4 separate regions of the Homo sapiens genome follow, and all the other regions are linked to region 3. A link is a loop called in an ENCODE intact Hi-C map of the cell type or tissue named here. Cell type or tissue: mammary epithelial cell. All regions are shown on one strand.

What was found. A loop is a pair of places that touch in the nucleus more often than their neighbours do. Peaks named below come from ENCODE experiments on the same cell type or tissue, not always from the same donor. Only the 100,000 strongest peaks of a DNase experiment are listed, where the experiment ranks them.
Region 1: it touches region 3 in a loop (11-fold over the local background); 15 of 110 quality-filtered maps call a loop at or near these places.
Region 2: it touches region 3 in a loop (9-fold over the local background); 27 of 110 quality-filtered maps call a loop at or near these places.
Region 4: it touches region 3 in a loop (13-fold over the local background); 6 of 110 quality-filtered maps call a loop at or near these places.

The regions. Positions count from the first base shown.
Region 1 is chr4:55,123,553-55,128,552 of GRCh38, forward strand. It overlaps KDR (kinase insert domain receptor), which reads right to left and starts at 2,043. Exons shown (of 30, transcript NM_002253.4): 1 at 1,675-2,043. The coding sequence starts at 1,741. In mammary epithelial cell, no CTCF peak of the experiment used is centred here; no DNase peak of the experiment used is centred here; H3K4me3 peaks cover 1,422 bases; H3K27me3 peaks cover 1,158 bases.
Region 2 is chr4:55,319,321-55,324,320 of GRCh38, forward strand. No RefSeq gene overlaps it. Among named protein-coding and RNA genes, the nearest start is that of SRD5A3, 24 kb to the right of the region's middle. In mammary epithelial cell, a CTCF peak has its summit at 2,544 (motif pointing left); a DNase peak (open chromatin) is centred at 2,581.
Region 3 is chr4:55,182,556-55,187,555 of GRCh38, forward strand. No RefSeq gene overlaps it. Among named protein-coding and RNA genes, the nearest start is that of KDR, 59 kb to the left of the region's middle. In mammary epithelial cell, a CTCF peak has its summit at 2,246 (motif pointing right); DNase peaks (open chromatin) are centred at 1,566 and 1,926; H3K27ac peaks cover 2,021 bases.
Region 4 is chr4:54,969,358-54,974,357 of GRCh38, forward strand. No RefSeq gene overlaps it. Among named protein-coding and RNA genes, the nearest start is that of LINC02358, 130 kb to the left of the region's middle. In mammary epithelial cell, CTCF peaks have their summits at 2,214 and 2,436; no DNase peak of the experiment used is centred here.

The DNA of each region.
Region 1 (5,000 bases), 59 kb before region 3:
AACAAGGCTCTCAATAACTTCAAATTCATATTTGTAGACCAACATAGTTTTTTGTTTTTTGTTTTTGCTCCATTAAATGTCATTCGTTTTCATTGGCAAGCTTGAGCTGGACTCTTCAGAAAGTTCTAAAGAAATAACTGTAAGAGGTACACATGCTACTACTCAATAAAAAGCCCTTCTATGTTCAAATCCCATAACCAATATTAATTAATTTGTGCACTGTTACCCTTCCAGCTCAAAGACGGGAAGGAAAAACAACAGTGCCTCTGTCTCTAGAATTTGATGGCACCAATTACAGCCCAATCCAATTAAGCAAGTAATGCACTCCAAAAGGGCAAGTTCACCATTATATTCAGGGCGACCGGCCTGCCGTTACTACTACGCTAGGAAACACCCCAGGCTTAAAAGCAACTCACTTCTTTGTGGAATACAGAGCAACCACATGTTCCAGACCTTCATTCTCTGCCCAGAAAGGGGGAGAGAGAGGGCTTGTCTGGGACAAATGAGTGTCCATGGTGGACTGGACCCGTTGAACCAAGTCATTATAAAGAAAATTCAGTAACCATGGACAGATGATCCTGGTACTGTATGTGGGTGTGAGTGTCTTCTAAGACATGTGATTCTTGTCTTAGGGAGTAAGAAATTTTTTTCCCTGAATTATTCGACTTTTTTTTTTTCTTTCTCTGACCCTTTCCCCTTTCTCACCCTGCAAAGGGTGGAAATCTGGATATCAGCAAACTGGCTGCAGGAAAGAAATATTATCTAAGGGGTTGAGAGAGAAAGGAAAGTGAGGAAGAAAAGACAGACAGCTATTGCATGAAGAACGTGTGTGTTCCTAATTGAAGGAGACGGAAATTTTAGGCGGCAGGGAGAGGAAGGAATGGCACTAAAGCTAGGTACCAAGGCCCACAGGAAAGGTTTTCGGAGCTTGAACTTCTGACTATGCGCTTACACCAAGGACCACAGCGCTTTGAAAGATGTGCAATGCTTTACGCAGGACAGTTGGCTGTTACTTGGAGACCCTTGGGGAAGCTGTCAAAGCCCCCAGGACAAGTCCCTATTCCCCCCCTTCTTCGCTCTGCAAGGAGAGCGGCGTCCTGCACCAAGGAAGGAAAAAAAGTTTCTCTCCGCTCCAGACCCCACTTCACACAGTGGTGTGCAAGTGTGTTCGAGCATGAAGACAACAACGGGCCGGGTCCCGCAAAGAGGCAGAACCGAGTGTACCGTCCGATCCGGGAGACCCGGCCTGAGATTCCGGCAAGGTTTTCTTCCCCGGGCCCGGACTAGGATGTTGCGCGCAGCCAGACAACTTTTCACCGCCTGTTCTCGCCTGCGGAGGCACCTCCTGCCTGCCAACCCCAGGCGCCTTCCCACCCCAGCCTCCCAAGAGCCTGAGGGTGTGTCGGCATCTCAGGACATGCTCCAGCCGAGGTCCCTGTCGCAAACCAGAGTCCTAGAAAAGGAACTGGGCTAGAGCACAGGCGACCACAGACTCGCTGGGTAATCTTGGGCCAGTCTCTGAGCCTCAGTTTCCCCACTGGTAAATGAAAGATCGCAAAATGTCAAGTCCTGTCCAACTCTCCAGCTCTACGATTCCGAGTTAGATCTGGCTTTCAGGTCCTCTCCGCCCTCACCCGACCTGTCTGCCTTCCTCCTCCAGAGTGGGCTCCTTACCCACAGAGGCGGCCCGGGTCTCCACGCAGAGCCACAGGGCGACGGCCAGCAGCACCTTGCTCTGCATCCTGCACCTCGAGCCGGGCGAAATGCCCAGAACTCGGGAGCCGGTTCTTTCTCCCAGCGCCTGTCTAGAGAAGGAGGCGCGGAGGTGGAACTCGCGGCACCCCGCAGCGCAGGACAGTTGAGCGCACAGGGCTAGGGAGCCCGGGCGCCGACCGCGGCTGCAGGGGCGTCTGCGGGTGCCGGTAGGAGAGGATATCCAGGCTGCCAGACGGACTTTCTGCGGCGCGCAAGTGATGCCCGGCGCAGGCAGAGGAAACGCAGCGACCACACATTGACCGCTCTCCCGGGGTCCCGGGACTCAGTGCAGGGTGGGAGCTGGTGCCGAAACTCTAGAGCGCGGAGGCGGGGCCATGCGGGGCGGGGCCGGAGCGGAGGAGGGGCTCTCCCGTGCGGCCAGCCCCGCCCCTCACCCGGGTACCCGGCGGCGATCTCCAGCTCCCCAAGCCCATTTACATCTCCCCATTTCCCCACACAACTGGACTGCGCTGGGCCCCAAGTCGCCCAGGAGAGAACATCCCAGAGCAACAACTTTGTTTCTGGTGTAAATAAAAAGTACTCGGTAACGGGCGCTGAGCAACTCCAAGATTTAATCGCTTGCCGGTCCCCGAAATTTGGGGAGCATCACCAGGAGCGCTGCGAAGAGCAGCGCTCCCTCACCAGGCGCGTCAAAGTGCAGGACCCTCTTCGCCATCGCGCGCGTCTGAAGTGGCCGAGAATCTGCAGCAGTTTGGAGCCACAAGGGAGAAGCGGATACTCAGCCAAGTATGCCGGGTCGCAAGCTGGCAGCGACTCCTGCCAGTAGTTTTGGTTTTTGTATAAGGGTATTTTGTTTGGCCAGTATAATTGTAGTTTAAAAAGCTGAATCTGGTTGCTCTTAATCAGAAAACGCACTTGCCCAGTTCGCCAACATTCCCGCTATTTCCCAAAATATTTGGCGGCTCCAAGTTTGAAGTGACCTGCCTAGCCCCAAGAAGGCTTTTGTCCATCGTGCTCCCCAACGAAGAGCCCTAGTGAAAGTTTGGCCATGCCCCTTTTCAGAGCAGAGCTTCCAGCCAAGATATCCTTAGTCCCAGGGGAAGGAGGCCAGCTGCCAGCGTGCTTCAGTGGAGGAGCAATGAAGCAAAAGCACCTAGGACACTCTGTGACCAAATTGCACAACTGTCTCCACGTGTGTGGACTTCTTGTGGCAGCTGTTTGGAGGGGAACTCCAATTCCTTCCTGACCACATTCGTTCCTTCTGGTTTTCTGTCCATATCTCCCCACACCTGGGGAGTGACATCAAATGTCCCCTAACTTCATTAAATATGAATCTTCCAGATGCCTATGTCTTTTACCTCCCAGAGGTGCTTTTTAATGACAACCTAAAGGACCATTCTTCACCAAGATAAACACACAGAATTATTATATCTACACCTAATTCAAACTAGATTGATTGTATACAATTAATGTAACCTGTTACTTATCTTCATCTGTTTTTAAATATTTACTGTATTCACGCTTTTACTTTTCCAAGTTGACAGGTGAAATATTTTAATGCTGAAATATAATGAATGTATATGGCAAAAAAAAATTTTGGAAAAACACAAAAAGGCTTAGAGTGAAAAGACTTTTCTTTTGGCAGAGGCATTTTTATGTTTCCTTTTTTTTCCAAGCAGATTCTTAAACACAAGTATGTAGACATGTCACCCTTCTCTTCCCACAATTGCTTGGTATAAATGCTATTTGAGCCTTGGCTTTTTTCCCTTTAAATTTGATTTATTTATTTGAGACAAGGTCTCACTATGTTGCCCAGGCTGGTCTCCAATGCCTGGACTCAGTCCATCCTCCTGCCTCAGTCTCCCAAAGTGCTGGGATTACAAGCACGAGCCACCCTGCCCAGCCTTCACTTTATAATATACACTGGAGATTCGTTCTACATCAACCTTTAAAGCTCCATCTTTTATTTATTTATTTATTTATTTATTTATTTATTTATTTTTATATAGAGGCAGGGTCTCACTATGTTGCCTAAGCTGGCTGCGAACAAAGCTCCATCCTTCCATCTTTTCAATGTTGGCATAGTGCTCTACTATATAGATGTACTCATATTTATCTGGGAGGTATTTATTTGGGGAGGGGAGAGAATCTTTAAAGAAACTCCTCTCTTCCTGCTAGTAAACTCAGCAAATAAAATAGGATGGACTCTGGCAAAGTTGGATAAAGGGGTGGGAGATGGAACCTGGTTTGGAGAGGGCAGTTTTTCTCCATCCCCATCACCAAACAATTCCCTATCAGCCTTATTTACAGTTCATGACACTTCCTCTTCCATGTCTCATTTAAGAAGATAGTGTCTCCTCTGAATGCAAACCAGAACCTGCAGGCCCGTGGTAATAGCCCCCTTTAGAAGTCTTGGAGGAAATGATGCGTCTTTGATGGCCGCAAGACCAGAATTTGGCAGAGTCTCAATGAAATCAGTCTACCACATTCCCTCCCACACAGCACTTAGAAGTGCCTTAGGTTCACAAAAAAAATGGCAAAGTCTGTTAAAAAAAAAAAAGATAGAAAAGAAAGAAAGAAAGGCTGTTCCATGTGCAGCACCCTCTCGTTATCTGGCATTGCAAAGGAGTGACTTTTGTGAGTTAACCCAACAGTAAGGCACCTAGCAAAGTGCCCCAAATGTGTTGAGTGTTCCATAGATGCTATTCAGATGCCACAGCAGAGTAGTAGCTAAGTGCACAGACTCTGGATTTTATTCCCAGATCTACCGCTTATGATCTGTGTGATCTTTACCAACTTACAAGTAACTTATCTATGAAACACAAAAAAAATTATAATAGTACCTTCTTCATAGGGTTCTTACAAGAATTAAAGGAGTTACTGCATGTAAGGCACTTGGAGTAGGCCCCAACACAGCTAGTAAAGATCTTGGACATAGAAAGCACCAGATACACATTAAGAAACATTCTGCAAAGGTTGCTTATACTACAATGCATGGGCTTCTTCATGCTGCTGAGATCTAAACTGCTAAGCAGGCTCATTCATTCAACAGTTTTTGAGCACCTACTATATGCTAGGCATTGAACCAGGAACTGGGGTTACGATGGTGAAAATAATGTCAAGATGAGCTTAAATGAGGAATCATTGTAATAGCCTCACCCAAGACAAATTTAATTTAATCTTTAAGCACTTCTTGTCTCCAGCTACTTTTCTGGGCTTGTACATACAGAATATACATTGTTCATACTCAAAGCACACTGCATAAATTACTCTCCATGATCTCC
Region 2 (5,000 bases), 140 kb after region 3:
GAGGAAATTTGATCAGGAAAAATCATTTGGGCTGGTTTTCAAGAACCTGGTGAAAAGTTTCAGAATTTGCATGTTCTCAGATGGAGTCACACACAGACTAAGAAGAAAAAGGAGGAGGGAGAGAATGAAGAGGAGGAGGAGAGATAAAAAGAAGAAAAGAAACCAAAAAAAAGAAACACTTTTATATCAGGAAATGTTGACATTTTTAAAACAACATATTTTTTCCTGCCTGTGAACCTTAAGCTATGCTTCCAAATCAAGACCTAGAAAAGTCAGCCCAGAATCATGTTTTCGTAGTATCTCCTGCATCAATAATATATTAAAGTAATGTAAATCCTCTGTCTGAAATATGGGAAGGAAAGACAAAAAATTTTCATCCAGGTGACTTGGATAAGATCGGGAACCAAATACCACAATGTCTTTACAAGCCCCTTTCCACGATATTACTAAGAAAAGTGGCTTTCACTGCCAAAGCAAAGAACTGAAGTAGTTTGCTGCATAATTTAGATTCACTTGGCCTAAATTCATCAAGGAATTGAGAATTTGGGGGCGTTGGAGGCAGTAGACTTTCTTTGCCTGGGGAATAGTCTCACTTTTCACCTTCATTTGTCACTAGATATAAAATTCCTCTAAAAGCTCAAGTAAGCAGGCATACAAGTAGCTTACTGATATTTCTGTATTATTATTGCTCTGTAAAATTAACATTTATTGAAGATTAACTATGTGCTACAGACTTCACATATATCATCTCATTTCATTCTCATGAAACATCCTCAGGAAAAAAAATATATCTCAACCATGATTTTCAGTTAAGGAAACTGGTATTCCAAGAGAGAATCAGTAAGCTGCCCAAGATGACAGAGCCAGTAGGTGGAAAAGAAAGGATGTGAATTCACCTCTATCTCATACACACACACACATACACACACTTACACACACACCATTTTGTTTGGATTCATCAAAAAGGGAGCACATGAAAAAACTGCTGGGAAATCTATGTGTGATAAAATATAGTGAGTTTGCTTTTACAATGATTACTGGGAGGAATTTATATTTGTAAAGTGAGTTGTCATGAAATCAGGTGATGAATTCGATCTATACATTCATGAAAGAGATTTCTTATTCATTCTGTTTTATACACTTAGAAAATGAGTTTAGTCAGGAGATCAAGACCATCCTGGCTAACAGAGTGAAACCCCATCTCTACCAAAAATACAAAAAATTAGCTGGGTGTGGTGGCATGCATCTGTAATCCTAGCTACTCAGGAGGTTGAGGCAGGAGAATCCCTTGAACCAGCGAGGCGGAGGTTGCAGTGTGACAAGATCGGGCCACTGCACTCCAGCCTGGGTAACAGAGCAAGACTCCGTCTCGAAACAAAATGAGTTTAGGTGACTTGGCTTAGGGAGTCATTAGTTAAATGAGAACTATGACAAAAGGTACCTGAGCTTTTGGCTCTCTGGCCTTGTTTAAAGCATGTTATGGGTTATCATTATAAAAGACAACCCTCGCCCCATCATGGATATGTAGACTTGGATATTGTAGATTGTGGTTTTGGTGACTGTTTTGTTGACTGATTGTTAAATTTAGCTTAAGATAGAGGAAGAGAGCTTCCTCAATGCAGTGTAGTAGTTAAGAGAACAAACCTTGGGATCAAACAGACTGAATATGAATTCACATTCTACCTCTTAATGGTTATGTGCCCAGGACAAGTTATTTAATACCTAGAGCACCCATTTTCTCATTCGAAATGTGGGAATGAGAAAAGTATCTACCTCACTGGTTTACTGTGGAGGTGAGTTAACTCATGTAACCCACTTGTTCACAAAACCTAACATATTTTAGTTATCATTAGAGGCACACTCAGGCAAAAGAAATATCAGGCTTTTGAAAAATGCACAGTGGGCATACCTTCTTAAAACTAAGTGTGAGTATTAAAATCATTTTTCCAGAAAAAAGTAATCTCTCAGGTATAGTATCCCTGGTGTATTGGCGAAATTACAGTTGATGTTGAGGTTACTTTTTATATTCATCATTTCCCTTTCAGAAAACTCAACGCACAAGCCACCAATACAAAGCACCAGTCATCCTGCGTTAGATAAAATTGAAGATGGAGAAATGTTTTCCTCCTTCTCATAAACAATCATGTCACAAATGTATTTAAATCTGACCTACACTAGTCAGCAATTTTACTGTTTCCACTGTGGCTCTATTAAATACCTGGTCACCATCCTATATCTAAAAATATTATATAATCAGAAATCAATCTCATACAGCTCCCTATCAAGAATGGATAACAATGACGTTAAGTATTCCTTCCATGATTTACTTTGGCATAATTAATAATAACTTTATTAGACATTAGTTATTAGACAAGCTTACAGAGAATATAATATACTTACCGTCAGTAGATTCTAGACTCAAAAATTATTAAATAAATGAAGGAAGAAAGGAATAAATGAGTAAATAAATAAATAATATAAGAATGGCAGAATTCTCCCCTATCCAAAAACATGTTTTCAGGGACAAAACAAAGAACATTAGCGCCACCTCGAGGCAGAAGTCTATTTGAAACGTAAGATAGACCTGAATCTTAGGAGAAGATTAGCACTAAAAGGAGTAGCAGAGATGGTCATTAGGGCCCTGTGTGGCTATAAATAGTAGCACATAGGTGGCGACTGAGCACTTGAAATTTGGATAGTCCAAATTGAGATGTACCGTGAGTGTAAAATACACACCAGATTTTGAAGATGGAAAAAAGAATGTAAAACATCTCATTCCTAATTTTTATCTTGATGACAGAAAAATTATTTTTGATTATATAATGTTAAGTACAATATTTATTATTATAATTATTATTAATTTTACCTAGTTATTTTTATCTTTTTAATGTGGCGGCTAGAAATTTAAAATTAAATCTGTAGCTCCGTTATCTTTCTATTGGACAATACTAATCTCACCCTTACTGCTCAGAATGTGGGCCAGGGACCAGCAGCATGGTTATTTATTACCTGGGAGCTTGTTAGAAATGCAGAATCCCTGGCCTTATCCCCAGCCTTCTGAATCAGTTTTGCATTTCAGCAAAATCCCCAGGTAACTAGTATGTATATTAAGTTTGAAACTTGCTGATGTAATCCAATCCCCTTGTTTTACAAATGCGCAAACTAAGACCCGTGTTGGCGGCATGGCTCATTCTTGGTTATCTACCTGGTGACCCTAAAACCCCGGTGATCTTGAAACTACTAAATATCCACTTTATAATACATCCTCCTAAGGACCCATCTATTGCTTAGAGTAAAAATAAAGTAAGACTACTGCTTCATTGGCAAACAAAACACATTATTGTAAATATACAAGAAAATGTGATGTACTTAGGGATCCTTGTAACAGAATTGTAGGGTATTCAGTGTTTGTGTAAGTCAGTGACTACACTTAGAAAACCTCTGCTGTCTAAGCTATTACTACAAATAACATACTTCGGCCATGAAAAAAGGCCAGAGTGCAGAATCAATAATGCACATTCCAATCACTGAGTCAGTAAAATCAATTTAAAGAAGACTGATTCCTTTATGCTAAGTAAGAAGGAATTATAGTTTTGTAACTGAGTTCCTTGTGGGAAAGTCTTATTCATTCTTCCAATGTCCAGCTCCCCACAATATATTTAGCACATACAAGATTTTGAATAACTATTTGTTGAATGAAAACATTCGTTTCTGTTTATTGGGTCTATACCTCAGGAAACATCCCCTTCTTTACATTGTCTAGTAACAATGTAAAGAAACTAAGGAAAACACTTAAGTAGGAACCACAGCTAAAATTAGTAGTGATTTTATGCCAAAATCTCTTTGTAACTAAGCACATTGTTAAGAGAAAATTCAAATAGATGTTAGCTTTGGTTGTGAAAATAAAATCCATTGCATAGAAAGGTGAGGTTCCAATTAAAATAATATTGGCAGGTAACTCCAAGGAGCAAAAGTGGTTAAAATATTTTCACTCATCTTTGTAAAGATTGTTATAAGACAGATTAATCAAGCCTAATCAATTCCCAGTGTGCTGTGCATATGAATCAAATGTTCCTCTCACAAGAGAGCATTTTTTTGAATACCAAATGGAAAATGTAGATTTAACTTAGGAAATGAAGTTTTGTGTTATAGAAATTGAATATACTAAGTAGAATAGGAAGAACCTTAATGAAATGATTTTTTTATGATGTAAGTCATATAGGAAGGAAAGTTTAACTCCCACTCTCTTCCTTTCAATTGTCCCATTTCCTCATGTTTTATCCATTACTCATGTCATGTTTTGTCATTAACCTAAATAAAATAATGGGACATCAATCCTACTTGTTATACATAATAATGAACAGATTACTGTCACATATAATTATTGAAATGGTAATAATGGTAATAATAATAATAAATAGCAAACCCAAATATTAATTTATATATCATTAATTTGGCAATACCTTACAGCATTTCCTCTATCACTGTCTTGAATGTATATTGAATAATTCATTCATTGAATAATATATATTGAGAACTTATATGCCAGGCACTGACACAGTCACTAGAAATACAGCAGGGAATAAAATAGTCTTTCCCTCCTGGAGTCTGTGCATAAATGATGAAATGCACAGCATATCAGTATGTAGTAAGTGACATGGAGAACACTAAGGGGGAAATGCCAAGGAGGCAGAGGAGCTGTTTTACTCGGATTGGTCTTCCTTAAGGGGAATTTTGAGTAGGGACTTGAAAGAAGCAAGGGAGGAGGCCATGCAGATATATGGGGGTGAGCTGCTAATAGAACAGAAGGACAGAGGCCCCAAGGCAAGAGCATACCTAGCAGGTTGAGGAAAAACGTAGAGGGAGGACTGGAGTGGACACAGCCAGAGAGGTAGCAGGGCCCAGATCAGCCAGGCCCTTGCAGCCACTGTAAGGACTTTGGATTTTCCTCTAAAGTAAGAGAGAAAGCCACTAACTAGAGGGTTTAGCAGAGACGTCCA
Region 3 (5,000 bases):
ATATCCTACTTTTAAGAGGCAAAAAGACATTCTTAAGCCAAATGTTATTAAAGCAAAAAACAACTATGTAGGAAATATTCTGTGCTTTTCCCTACCAGCAGTGTTCAAGCAGAAATCACTTCTGCAGAACTACTGAACAATGAAGGCTGGAAAGGAAATATAAAAGAAGTGGTATTTTGGTAAAAAGATCCTGACCCTGAGGATTCGTACTAGTATTAAGTGTTATAAAATTAACCTTTCAACTGTCCTCTGGGGTCTGAAGAACGCAGCTAAATGAAGGAAAACTAATTCATGAAACAGGCTGCCAAGGAGGATCAAGGAAGGAGCTTGCTATTCAGGAAGCTCAAGAAACAGCACCCAAGCAGGGATGCAGGGCCCAGAAAGAAAAAATTTAACTGATTCCAGAAAAGTCATTGAGCTTTGCTAAAGAAGGAGTCGTGGCAGCCTCACTACCAAACATTTGTACCTACCTCCTCCTCCATGTGGTGAGGAGGATTTGAGGCCTGGCACGAAAGCAAGGCCATCACCATCACCATTATTGCTATTATCAGGGAATCCCCAAGCAATGTCCATTCAAGAGATGTTTGAAGCCTTACGCAGATATTTTCCAGCCTTTGAGTTTTTTGACCCCTTTTTTCTTTAACCTTTGTTCCATTTTGATACATGGAAAGATCCTACTCCACTGTCTCAGCTAGATTTCAGTAGGTTTTTCTGTGTGGGAATGTCTCTACATATCTCTGAGCAGTCTATCTTCTGTGTAGGTGCACCAGCAGGAAGAATTTGTTGATCTTTACTATTGTAAAATAAATATATATTTTTATTATTCAGTATAATACAGAATATTTTATGTATATAATATTATGTTGCTTTATATTTCATTGCTTAATATATTATTGTATTGAGTACATTATTTCCCAAGCATACACAACTTTCTCCTCTCCCCAAAATCCTTTACCACGCCCTTTATAAAAATCACTACTTTAGGACTTAGTCTAGGAGAATTATCTCATTTGTGATGTACATTGCAGGGTGATTTTCTAAAGGAAGCAGGACTTTGTGAGCTTGCTGCATTCCTGTGAAAAGAAGTAAAATAGGAACATAAGGCTAATGTAGAGAAAAGTTGGAGGAAGGGCTAATGAGATTAATTAGATAGACAGATAGATAGATTTATTTTAAACATAAATAAACATCACGCTCTTTAGTCCCTCAATACATAAAAGTGGTCACTTGAGCCACCAGAGCTACAATGAATGAATCCAATACACTTTAATGTAATCGCCATGTCTACCTCACAGTGCTTTTAGACAAATTAGCAAAGGGCACCCCTTCCTCAAGGCACTTTACTTTCATCTTCTGGAAATCATTGAAATATACTGATATTTTTTAAGAACAAGAAACTCCCATCTGCTTTAAAACTTGCATGTAAATTTGTACAAATCTATAATACTTATGATGCGAATCATACTCTGTAGAAAGTCCTCTGTTCAGTCCACAGCTTGCTCAGGGACACCCAGCTCCCCTGGCATCGCTTGTGTAATGCCCTTCACCACAACCATGAGGAGCTGTGTTTGTTTTACGCAAGGCTTCATCTAACTCAGTTCCTGGTACACAGTATGTTCTCCAGATAGCAATTGAATGATGGAATGAATGTGTGAAGAAAAAAATGAATGAATGAATGGCCCCTCTTTAACACAAAAATCTATTGCAAAAGTGAAAAATCAGTACAACTAATGTTTACTGAGCACCTACTATGCATCAGGCCCTGTGCTAAGCATATATGTGCATTCTCATTAAAATCCTGTGAGGTACAGATTTTTACTCTTCACAGAAGTTAAGTAACTTGCTACAGTCATTCAGCTGGTGACTCACAAACCACGGGACCAGATAATCACATTCCTAACCACTACACTGGCAAGTCGGCCTGTATCCTGTCGTGCTCCAAGGGGGAGCTACACCTTTTGGAAACACAGAGTTCCCTTGTGTGGCCAGGCCAAGGAAGAGAAGGCATCCGAGATCCCGTGGCCATGATGATTTCCTTTTCTGTCTGTAAAAACAAAGTTACTCTCTTCATGCAACTTAACCAGTAATGAGGTCAGATCACACAATATTCCTAGTCCTGGCCTGCATACCCAGCACTCACCTTTGAAATCAGTTAGCAGCGAGTCATTAAGCTACAGAATAAGAGCCCTCGCATCACCTGTGGGTGCAACACCTGGGCTAATAGCACCCTCTGAAATGTCCTGGCCACTAGATGGCACTGAAGCTCAAATGTCACAGAACTATACGAAACACGTCCCGCCATGTTTTAGGTAAGACAATAGCAACAATAACCAGAACAGCAACATTATTAAATACTTATGATAAGCTAGGTACTCTTCCAAGGTCTCTATTTGCATTATCACATTGAATCCTCACAACTCTATGGGGTGACTTCATTATTATCGCCATTTTGCAGACAAACAGATTTAGAAAGTCAAGTATCTTGGCCAAGGTCACACCGCTAGTAAGAGGCAGAGCAGAGATTTTAGCTCAGGCAACCTGACTCCAAAGCTCAACATTCCTAACACTCCACTGCCATTTCCTGCTACACTATCATTGTCCTTTCACTTAGCTGCTGAGCACATGTTCAGTATCCACCACAGATTATTTTTGAAACTCCTTTTGGAAAATCCTCTCTCATGAGGGAAAAAGAAAACCTGCATTCAGGCCACATAAGCACATCAGGCACAAGCCAAGATTCAGATGTACTGGAGCTATTTGCTCAAGGGCGCAACCTCAAAAGAATATCATCCTGGTGGTGAAGAAATGGGTCACAGCCTGTGGTGCAGCAAAGCAAAGTCAGCTGGATCCAGCTGCAAGGTCTCACATGTTAGAAAGAGCCCCTAGGAAGACGGCCAAGGGCAAGCCCTGGCTCCTCCTTACTCATCATGATATCTAGAGCATGACACTTAAGCATCTGGAGCCTCTGGTATTGTATCTGTTAAAAGGGGGGAAAATGCATGCCTTGTCTTCTCTACTGGGTAAAAGTAAAATGTATAAAGTGTTCACTGTGGTCATTTCAGAGTTAAGTATAATATCATTAAAAGCCTTCATTACCCCTTTTCACCTAGGCAACATCCTTTGCCTTCTTGCCCCATAATTCCTTTTATAACCCAAGTCTGTTTCCAGAGAACTGTTCTCAAAGCATAGATCTTACCAGATCTGCTCCCCCCAGCCCTGCCAATGACTCTATCTTCAATTCCAAACATAGCAGCTAAGGTCTTCCATCACCCACTTGCAACCTGCCTCTTCTTCCTCATCTCTCCCAACTTCGCCTTTCCTTCACCTTATGCACAACTGGACCAGATGCTTTGCTGTTCCCAAACATTCTTATTTCTCTGCCTCTGCATCTCTGCTCAGATATTCCTTCCACCTGTCCATGGTTTGTGCTGCCCAACGTCAGAGCTATTGGGCTTTTAATTAGAGCTTATGCTCTTCCTTTAAGGAATGACTCCCCTGGCATTGCATTGGCCAAGAGATGGGTATATGACCCAGGTAAGACCTCTCAGTCCCTCTTCCCTTGAAATTTGTACCTTAAGAGAAGTGACCCAACCCAAAAGCACTGGAGTTGACTCATCCTTATAGACCATACTCTGAAAAAAACATTGCCATCAATCCCTAGTACATCAATCTATAACATGTTTCCTTAAAGGTACAGCTTTTTACTTCAATTCAGGAGCTATCTCCACAATCCCCAACAGATTCCCCCTGGTGGTGGTGGTGTTTTTTTAATTTTTTTTTCTCTTCAATTAGCCAGAGTTCATATCTGCTTCTTGCAGCCACTAAATAATCCTTCAAGGTTCAGTTCAAATGGCAATTCTTCATAAAGCCTCATTTAGGCACATTTTATAGCAGTTATTTGTATACACTTCTGTTTTCCCTCTGCATTATTAGCTCCTTAAAGACAGGGATCAGGACTTGTTCATCTTCGTACCCCAACTGCCCCCAGTGGACCAGAAACGTGGTCATTTTTTGGTAAATATTTATTGACTTGAATGGCAAACCAGTTAAGAAGGAGAATTTAAAGTACTTTGTAGGATTCAGTGGTATTTTAATCCTGTGTTTTGTAGTGTTCATGCATGCTGTTATCTAATAAAATTTGTTTTTCTAGAGAAATCATCTATCCAAATTCTACAACCATTATCACATTTTCAAGACAGCCTGAGGCTTACAGTGAATTTGAGAGTTCTCCTCAGATCCAGAGTCTTCTAACTTTTGCCCTGCTTCCCCTCTCTGCTGAAATGTCAGGGCTCTGGCAGCTGCCATTATCAGATCCCAAACAAGCGTGTGAATAACAATGGGAAGTGTGACAATTCCCTAGGTTGTTTTTTTTTCTTTAAGCCTTCACAGGAAGAGCTTGACTATGGCGAATTCTATGTTTAGACTGTAGTCTTTTGTATTTAGTTTAGCAAACTGCATTTCAAGGCCCCTAGGATGCAAGTTATACTCATTATAATGCACGAATAATTTCCCCTTCAACATGATTTTCACATCAGAATGATAAAGGACAACCAAATGATGAGAATGAACTGTTGCAGTATGAAACTGACCCACAGCTTACGTAAAACTGTAAGTGAGCACAATTGAATGTTTATTGAAGCATATTTATAAATACTATCAAACCAAACATGATTCCTGTTATCTCTAATGAAAAAATTATACTTTTCCTTTTTCCTGACAAGGAATGAGGGGAAGGGATAGGGAGAAGGGAAGCTGACAGCAAGGTTTCTTACCCCACTGCTCCCTCTCCATCTAATTAAGAAGTCTGCTGATTGGGGCAGTCCCCACGGCAGCAGCCACCTAGCAGAAGTGCAGGGAAAGCCTTAGATCTGCTTACTTTCCACTATATTAGGCACCCCTGCTTTACATTCTATGAGTTGTCCACTCCCAATAATTACTTCTTTCTGAACACCCATCTTGACAAGAATGAAAAGCCATCACAAAAGGCTATTTTCCAAAAG
Region 4 (5,000 bases), 210 kb before region 3:
CGCCATTCTAACTGGTGTGAGATGGTATCTCATTGTGGTTTTGATTTGCATTTCTCTGATGGCCAGTGATGATGAGCATTTTTTCATGTGTCTTTTGGCTGCATAAATGTCTTCTTTTGAGAAGTGTCTGTTCATATCCTTCGCCCACTTTTTGATGGGGTTGTTTGTTTTTTCTTGTAAATTTGTTTGAGTTCATTGTAGATTCTGGATATTAGCCCTTTGTCAGATGAGTAGATTGCAAAAATTTTCTCCCATTCTGTAGGCTGCCTGTTCACTCTGGTGGTAGTTTCTTTTGCTGTGCAGAAGCTCTTTAGTTTAATTAGATCCATTTGTCAATTTTGGCTTTTGCACAACACTTTTTTTCTAATGACTATAGGAACAGATTGAATATGAGAGCTAAGCAGATTTTAAATATAAGTATGTTTTTTACTAAAGCCCTTTGTATCAGTTAAGAATTGTGTTAAGCTCCAAGTAAAAGAGGTCCCCCAAAACATAGGTTTAAACAAATTAGGAAACTTATTTTTCTCAGGTAATGAAGAATGTGGACATGGGAGGTCCAGGGTGGGAATGGTAGCTCACAATTCACCAGGGACTTAGACTCCTTTTACATTTCTGTTCAGTCATCTTTAAAGGTTGTCTAGTGGCCTCAAGATGGCTGCCAGAGTTCTAGCCATCCTGTTCAAGCTCCAGACAAGAAGAATGAGAAGAGCAGTGGACAAAACAGTATGCCATGGGAGTCAACCCCTTTTTAAGGAGCTTCTCTAGGAAGTTCCTCTCAACAACTTCCACTTCTATTTCACCAGCCAAAACTTGGCTACTTCTATCTGCAAAGGAGTTTGGGAAATTTAGAGGATTTTTCTTTGTTTCATTATTTTCACACATCAGATAGATATATGGCTACTCCTTCCCCAGACAGGGTTCTATTAGGTAGGGAGAAAGTGAGAGGATAGGCTGGCCTGGCTAGTTAAAATAAGGCTGCTTTCTGAGTCAGATTCAGAGGAACTGGACTCTCAGAGGCACAGAAGCAGGCTCTGCCAGGCCTCAGGCTTCTACGTCAGGTAGGAAAATAACTTTGGTCCTGTGTCACATCTTCAGGGTTGGAGAAGGAGCATCTCTCTTTAAGGAACAAGAAGACTACATTTTTTAATTTCAGGGAATGATTGGGAACTTATCCCAGGTCAGCAGTGGGTCTGGGAAGGAGATCTGGACATTCTTCAAAGGAGATTTTGCCTTTTCCAGACTTCCCATTTCTATTCCTCTTGCATTCCTGTGCTCTAGTCCCTGCTGCAAATGAGAAACTTCACTTTTTTTTTTTTTTTAACAGGTCAGGGTGTTTGGGGATGTTGGTACAGAAGAAGAACAGTTATGTCTGCCTCAAATTTACCAGACAGAGCAGGTAACCCAATTTTTAAAGGCAGATGTATCCTAACCATCATCAAAGCTTCATTCACCTTTGAATTTAAGGTTTTGCCCTCAAACCATGATTTTTGTTATCCTGCTAAGATCTTACATGGAGTTGTTAGTTTAATTAAATTCAGCTATTTCAAGATGGAATACTTGACTGAACATAGGAGAAAGCTGAGAACTACAAAGACAAAAATGAATCCTGCCCTATCATCTTATTTAGAAAAACTTTTTCTTATATTCATTCCTTCATTTCATTCAACTGTATTGATCAAGCAGCTCCATGTGCTAGGTTCAGGATACACCACAGGTCTTGAAACCTGGTACATACCCACGAGGAATGTGTTCCCAATTGCATGAGAAACAGTGAGGAGCCAATTATAGTTCAGAGTAGCAAGGGCGATGATGTCTATGCATAGTCTTAAAAAACGGAAAGATGGGGCTACTGCCATACAGCAGAAAATCAGTTTGGAAGAAAGGTCAGGGAAGGCTTGTTGGACATGGTGAAATCCGAGACCTAATTCATCAATTTTCAGGAGCATCGAGCCTGAACTTCAAAGTCAATCCTCTTTTAAACTAACAAAACCAAATCATGTGCTCATGCGCTTATCTGGAAAATAAAAACATACGTAATATTAGTACTCAAAAGCTAAGATCACAGGTAAATTCAATTTCAAAGCAAAAATCAAAATGAACAATCAACACAGTGGACCATTTCCTCTTATTAGCAGATGAGGAAAGCTTAAAATTAATCGTGTCGCCTGGTACAGCAAGCAGTCACTTCAAAGTTAAACGCTAGGTGGTGTTCTTAGCACGGTTTGCTATCTTTGACGTCTTAGAAACAGTGAGGGTTCACTCCTTTCCAGGAAAAAGAAAGCAAAATGCTGAATACCCCTATCACAAAATTGATTTTATAAGAATAAATAACACCTTTAATGGTATTCTTTTCTTACCATGAGCAATACATTTATTTTTTTTTAACAGTAAATATTTTCTGGTAGATAGGCACATTATTCCTTGCAAAAATGAGATGGAACCACTAGAGGGACAAACTCTCCCAGGACCTAGTCAGCCAAGCAGTTTTGTAAAGGCAGCAATAGCCTCTGGATACCGAAGCCAGGAGTTAGAGAACCGTATTCAAGTGTCCCCCAAGCAACCTGAACCCATTACTCAACTTCATAGTCTCCTTGGAGAAGTTCGCAATTTAGAAGAAGTTGATAGAAAATGTTTTACACCCAAATCACCAAAGCTGGGCCTTGTTACATGCCTGCCTCCTCCTCCACCAAGTAGAAAATGTTAGATTAGAAGATTAAGGGATACTATGCAAAGCACGTTAAGCTCCTTGAGTAAAAGGAATTAGGAGGATATCAGATGGTAGCAATAAGTTTCAAAGACGACAAACGGAAGAGTGATACCTTACCTTGTAAAACCATTCTCCATAAAATAGGAAAAAATCAGATAGCACAAGGCAGAGAAGAAAAAAAAGAAGGAAATAATAACAACAGAAAATATTTTAGGCCAATAATCAACCTACAGAGGGGAAGAATATAGATCTCTTTTATCTAAAAGGAATGAATAGTTTTTTTAATGTTGAAACTAGAAACCAACTAATACAACACTAGGCAGAGAATACAAAAGTAGAAAATGATTTAGTCCTGAAAAATATTTTAGGCAAATAGTTCATTGATATTTGGTTTCCAAACACTGGTCAAAGAACCAGTCCTGATCCATGACAAAGTTTTCACTGGTCTGTGATGAAAAGCAGAAAATAAGGACATCATAAAAAGTCTTTCAGAAAGCTAATTTTTTTTTTTTTTAAGATGGAGTTTCACTCTTGTTGCTCAGGCTGGAGTACAATGATGCAATCTAGGCTCACTGCAATCTCCGCCTCCTGGGTTCAAGTGATTCTCCTGCCTCAGCCTCCCGAGTAGCTGGGATTACAGGCGCCCACGACCATGCCCAGCTAATTTTTTTTTTTTTTTGTATTTTTAGTAGAGATGGAGTTTCACCATGTTGGCCAGACTGGTCTCGAACTCCTGACCTCAGGTGATCCCCCCACCTCGGCCTCCCAAAGTGCTAGGATCACAGATGTGAGACACCGCGCCCAGCCTAGAAATCTAAATTTGATAGATTTAAAGAACTTATTTTTATTCTAAAATTAGATCTTTTCTGCCTTTTTATGGTACAAGATGTTTTCTAAAGTTAAAAAAAGAAAGAAAAAGCTTCTCCTAGGAAGTGGTCATCATAGAGGTGTTTATGTGTTATTTCATTCTGTTTTGTTATTAGTCCTTATTTTGCAAACTCTAATGTACCATCATTATGTATAGTTTTGAAATGTTACTGGTCTGAGAAATCCAAAAGTCTGAGAACTACTGCATCAACAACTAATTTAAGAGAGAACTAACTAGTCAGCAAGGTGTTATTCACTCATTTATTCAAGAGCCAATTACAGTCCAGAGTAGCAAGAGGGATGATGTCTAAATATTCATTGAATCCTTTGTTGGTCCTGGGCTGCATTGGGCCAGGGGTGATGAGCATTAGCAAGGCTGGCATTGGTCCTCCTCACAGAACATGCCATCTGGCAGGAATGTCTGGGGTGGTGAGCAGGTTGAGGCCCATTGTGATGTTAAGGATGATGGTATATTAAGCTTGTAATTGCACATGGGATAATTTTTTACAACGTATGTAGAATTTTGCACTATATCTTTTTTAATCCACCTTGGATGAACAGTGTGTTTCTTTCCTGTAAAAACTGAGTAAGTGAATGTCTGTTTCTATCAAGCTACTTTAAAAATATATATCCACATCTCACTATGATAGTTGCCAAGACTCTTGGTTCAAGGCCCTGGGCTGGCTGTCTACATACAATGTGCCACAAAAGGCATCTCTGTAAAGATGGAACCCCAAAGGTTGCAGAATGAATATCCCTTACCTATTCTGAAAAGGTACAGCAGTAAGGTCTAGGTGCGGACAAGGGAAGTTATTTCTCACCCTGCCAAGGAGAAGGAAGAGTCAGCTTAAGGGATCTATGGAGGCTCTTTTTTCCAAAGCATCCCTGTAGAGGCATCCCTGAGGGACAGCCAGCCAGCTGGTTATGTTGCTTTTCAATGTGACATTTCTGGACTCTTGGGATCATTGGGTTATATTTGGAATTCATCCTGGCCACTGTCTGGGTCTCCCATCTTTAACAGGCACATCAGCAGGACAGTTTTAGATAGAAAAGATCGATAAAATCTGGCAGCACTTGCACTGGTTTCCATGGTGACATGCTGAGCACCTACTGGTCCTTAAAGACCAGCAATATGAATAGTTAAAATGAATTATTTCAGGGCCCTCTAGCCTAGAATATAGGGATCCAAGATAAGAAAATTTTTTAAAGCCTATTCTTCTGGAACATAATTGATAGCTATAGATACATACACAGGAAGGGACATTAGAAAGAAATATCCAAGCATGATTTTGTTTATAGAAAAATAAAAACAAACAGAGATTGGCTATAAGTATTTTTATATCAGAGAATTGTTTCAGTGCATTACCTGGAGCCTTACTTGCTGAGGTCTTCAGGTCCTTTAGGGAAGTGTTTCAGAACATGTACA